Regions from separate parts of the Homo sapiens genome. Here region 2 is linked to region 1. The links are chromatin loops, found by intact Hi-C in ENCODE. Cell type or tissue: psoas muscle. All regions are shown on one strand.

The links. A loop is a pair of places that touch in the nucleus more often than their neighbours do. Peaks named below come from ENCODE experiments on the same cell type or tissue, not always from the same donor. Only the 100,000 strongest peaks of a DNase experiment are listed, where the experiment ranks them.
Region 2: it touches region 1 in a loop (3-fold over the local background); 62 of 110 quality-filtered maps call a loop at or near these places.

What each region holds. Positions count from the first base shown.
Region 1 is chr6:159,972,031-159,974,530 of GRCh38, forward strand. All of the region lies in intron 1 of IGF2R (insulin like growth factor 2 receptor), which reads left to right. Among named protein-coding and RNA genes, the nearest start is that of IGF2R, 4.2 kb to the left of the region's middle. In psoas muscle, no CTCF peak of the experiment used is centred here; no DNase peak of the experiment used is centred here; H3K4me3 peaks cover 1,731 bases; H3K27ac peaks cover 2,500 bases.
Region 2 is chr6:160,026,046-160,028,545 of GRCh38, forward strand. IGF2R (insulin like growth factor 2 receptor) reads left to right here. Exons shown (of 48, transcript NM_000876.4): 6 at 1,140-1,269. Among named protein-coding and RNA genes, the nearest start is that of AIRN, 20 kb to the left of the region's middle. In psoas muscle, no CTCF peak of the experiment used is centred here; a DNase peak (open chromatin) is centred at 1,236; H3K27ac peaks cover 2,500 bases.

The DNA of each region.
Region 1 (2,500 bases):
AGTCATCTGTACTTTTATGAGATAAAACTGGCTAAAATTTCCGTAAATGTAGCATGTAGTTGAGGAATAGGAATGTAAGTTGATTTTTTTTTTAATTTGATACAAAAAATTTTATCGTGTCACCAAGGTGTGACGTGTTAAGCTCCATTTTAATTTTGTTCCTGGGCATCAGTTTGCTGAAATGTAAATAACTCGGCCAGGTCTCCACTGTGAGCATGAAAAGTCGAGTCCTACAAATGTCCCCGTTTGTTTTTGCTGCTTGGTCACATGGAGGCAGTCCCAAATGTACAGAAGGATCACATTCCAAATGTTTGTAAATTGGTAATTTCATACGTGGAATGTGTTTTTCCATTGATAGTATTCTTGTTCATTGTATGGCCCCCAGAAAGTCATTATCCTTGCAAAGGTTTTGGAGCACCCAGACACCATATGGCTTTAACAGAATCCTAGCCGTAAATTCTCATTGTCTCTAAAAGATGGAGTTGGATTTCCAGGAAAACTACCTCTCCTCCCAAGCCCAGCTCTCTAGAACCTAGAGAGAATATTTTTCATCTGCAGTCGCTTAGACCCACAAGAGGGACATGAGGGCCTGCTTCAGGGGTGCCTGCGAGGCACCTTGTGGGGGCAAAGCTTCAAGGTGACCTTTGGCTCTGAGCACTCCTGGGATGGGGTGCGGTTCCTGGTGCAGTTAGTTATTGGGAGGAACGAAGGAGACAGCACCATTTCAGCAGCAGCTTTAACTGTGTCCGTGCACGTGGAGGGGCCTGCCCTCTGAGTTGTGCATTGAACAGCAGGCACGACAAAGGCTCATTTCCCAAAGTGTATCTGGCTTGAAGCAGCGCTTTAAATAAGTGCATGGTTTTTTTTGGAGAGACTCAGCAAAGCATTTTTCAAGTGTCAAGTGGATTACTTGCCAGGTGGTCCCAGTGCTGAGTTAGAAGTTAATGATTCTTATGCAGGTATTTCTTGGGAGGTGATATTGCTAGTACAAAGTTAGTAGAAAACTTGTTTCTGAGGCTAGTGTGATAGGCTGTGGGACTGGCCTGTAGAAAAGACCTGGGGCAGGAAGGAGTGTTGAAGGTCAGTGGAGGGCGGGAATAGTAGAGCAAGAAGAGAGGGCATTCAGGAGGAGAGGAGCAGAGGCCAGGCCATGCAAAACCAACAACAGTGTCTAAAGTGATCTCAGCTTGTCAGTGGCTTTACTTATTACCATATGCTTTAAACTTTGTAAAATGTCATATTATATATGTAATATGCAAGTTTCCACCCTTTAGTTAGGTGTTAACAAGATGCTTAATGGGTGAGGTCTTAGCAGTGTGCATTAATGATAAAATAATGCTTTGGGATGGTTAGATTTAAGGTAGTTAAGAGCTTCAAAATTTGTACAGGACAAGTTTTCCCCAAATTGTTTAGGTATAAATGCTAGAAAGTTTTTATTATATTGAGGACAAGAGAATAATGAAGCCAGCTGGGAGTTGAGGTTGGTTTAGTTACTGTCTCTAAGGAGATTTTTTTTTCCCTGTAATTTTTCCAAAGGAACAGTGCTTATATGCCTAATTTGGGCCACATGTTAAACCTGGATCACATCCATTTGTGTGTGTGCATTTCAACAGTAAGTGTATGTGGAAGCCTAAGGTTGTTAATTATGGTTACATTAGATCTCATGGATTAATTCTCAGAACAGCATCCTGACAGATTCCCAGGAAATGAATGCCTGCGTTGGGCCTCACGTCTTTTGTCAGCATTTCATAGAGAGAGGGATTTTTAAAAGATGGGGCTGAGAGAAATAATTGAGATGTTCCCTTCCCTATTTTGATCTTGGTATATAAACTATTGTATTGGGGAAAGAACTGAGCAGGCTCTAGAACTGAGCCTAGTGGCAGAGAGTAGCTTATCACTTTGCAGGTGCTGTTCTTTTTCTTCCTCCTTTTCTTCTTTGGATTGTCCTAGCCACAGAGAGCTCTTGCTAATGTTGTAACTGGTCATGAATGGTGTATGAGGAGGTGGGCGTAGCAGCTGTTTGACTTCATGGGACCCACCAGACTGTAATGCCGAATTACAATTTTGCATTTCCACCAGTGATGTATGAGAGTTCCAGTTCTATATCCTTGTCAACACCTGTCAGTGTTAGGTTTAGCCATTCAAGTGGAGTTGTAATGGTATCTCAGTGTGGTTTCAGCTTTCATCTCTCTGCTGACTCATGATGTTGAGCAAGAAAGGAACATCTTTTCTTGTATTTATTGGAATCCTGGATGATGTTCACCATTATCATGTGCTTACTGACTGGGTATTTTTTGTAGTGTCCTTTAAAAATCATATTTTGTCCCTTTTACCCCTTAAAAATTGTTTTTGGGTTCTTCTCCTTATTGAGCTTTAGGAGCTCCTCATGTCTTCTGGGTACAAGTTCTTTCTTAGATATGTGTGAGGTATGAGTGTTTTCTTTCAGTCTTTGCCTTGCCTTTAAATTTTCTCAGTGATATCCTTTGAAGAACAGATTTAA
Region 2 (2,500 bases), 54 kb after region 1:
CAAGATTGAATGTGACCCTCAAAACCTCTTGGATAGTTTCGGACTTGCCATCATGTGCTTACCTCCTTGCATCCTCAGGGCGCTTGCTGTGTATTCTGCCTTTGGTATACCAAGTGGATTGTCTTACACTGAGTCCCCATGAGGGCAAGGAGCCTATGGCACAGCAGATACTATAGGTGGAACAAAGCAGTCCATTTGTGAAATTTCATAATTCCACATAATTTCATAATTGTTTGGAAGGCTTGAGAGTTAAAGGTTTGCTTACCTCTTCACTAGCTGGTGCAAAGGTAGATAACCCTCTCCATCTTTGATTAATAAGGCAGGTAAAACTTAAGGGAGGTAAGATTATTCACTCACTCATTCGTGGGAGAAGGGTTGTTTGAATCCCTTCTGTGTGCTAGGCACTAATCTAGGCACTGGATTATAGCACTGAACTCACCACAGTTCCTGTTTTCCTGGAACTTTAGTTAGATAGGAGAAAAGATAGATAGTAAACAAATAAATCCCAAAGTATACTGTGTAAGGTATTGAGTCATGGTCATAGAAATGAATGGTAAAGAGCAACCTAGCTGTAATCATAGCTGTTGCTATACTGGCAATCTGTAAAGCCTGCGGGATGTTCTGGACATATTCTGGGTATGTTTTCATCTTTAATCCTCCACCAAACCTGTGCAGTAGCACACTGGCAATTGGATAGTTTTGTAGTTAGACCAACGTTATCGACATAGTAAGTGGTCGATTTAGGATTTGAACCCAGAGCTGTGGGTTCTTTCCCTAATCTCCTAATTGTTCCAGTCATCTGTGGAGTGCCTGCATTTTCTAGTCTCTGTAGCTTGAAAGGGGATAGTGCTAATGTTGTTGTACCTCAAGCAGAGGATGGGTACATTTCTTGATTACAAATAACATCATAACCTGTTTCCTGTGCACCTCTTATATACCAGTGCAGAGCCAGTACTTTACAGTCCTTCATCCTGAGCTTTGTTTGCAGAGGGTTAATGGCTTGCCCAAGGTTTCAGAATAGTTACTTAGGGAGACTTTTAGGAATTCAATAATGTATTTAAAGGGACCCTGGGTCTAAGGGTACGTGTGATTATCACTCCTAACACCTAATCTGATTTAATGTAATACATGATTTTCAGACACACTACGAGACCCAGGTTCACAGCTGCGGGCCTGTCCCCCCGGCACTGCCGCCTGCCTGGTAAGAGGACACCAGGCGTTTGATGTTGGCCAGCCCCGGGACGGACTGAAGCTGGTGCGCAAGGACAGGTCAGTCAAGGCCTCCGATGCTGTTGGCGTTTTTAATCTCCAGCAAGGACCTGACTTTCAGGGAGCTGCAGGAACATCCTTTTTCAGCAAGGCTTGGGATAGTCCCTGCAGCATTGCTGCTTCACATGTACTTGTAAGATTGTTGGTCATTGCTGTGAGTCACATAGTCTAGTGTGCTTGTCTACTTTTTAATCATTTGTCTCTTACAGCAGTAAAAATACATCTCATGATCCAGTCCATAGTACATACCTGTATTTGCCTCATGAAATAATGCCTATCTTAAGGTGCCATCTGATATTTTTCATTCTGTGGCACCCGTGAAATTGATTTTGTGTCCATTGTGTTCTCATCTTGGGAGGGCAAGAGACAGGAGGGACAGTTTGCTGGTGACCTTCACTGGGATGTGACAGGGACCTTGGTTCCCAGTGGGGAATGGTGTTCCTTATAATGTGTTGTGCCGTGTACATATGCTCTTGTACTGCCTTTGTATCTTGCCTTGGCAGACATACGCATTTCTCTAGTGTGTTGCACATGACCATATCCTGAACTTCGATCAAGGATTCACATTTTCTCCCCATTCAGAGGCCTTTGGTAGACACCTTGTTGTGCTTGCTCTAGTCTGGAGCTCGTGGCATGTCTGGGTGGTTGTAGGGAGCATGTGCAATTATAATGGCACTCTGTCCAAAGAAAAAACTTGAGCGTAACCTGAGGGGAAAAGTGTTTGGAATTTTCTATGTGTGTGTCTGTATTAGTTTGCTCAGGCTGCCATAAGAAAATACGATAGGCTGGGTAGCTTAAACCACAGAAATGTATTTCCTACACAGTCTAAAGGCTGCATGTCTGAAGAAGGCGTCACCGGGGCTGGTTTGTTCTGAGGCCTCTCTCCTTGGCTCGTTAGATGGCCGTTTTCTTTCTGTGTCTTCACGTGGCCTTCCCTCTGCGGGGGTCTGTGTCCGAATCTCCTCTTCTGATAAGGACACCAGTGATTTTTTGGATTAAGGCCCACTCACATGATCTCCTTTTTCCTTGTTCACCTCTTTAAAGGCCCTGTCTCCAAATATAGTCACATGCTGAGCTATGGCTTAGGCCTTCAACATACAAATTTTGAGGGGAAACAGTTCAGTCCATAACAGAGTCTTTAAGTGACACATTGGTAATTCTTAATATGAATGAGTTTGTGTGACGATTTAGTAACATGTGGGACACTGAGCAAGTGTGAGCTTCTCTTGTG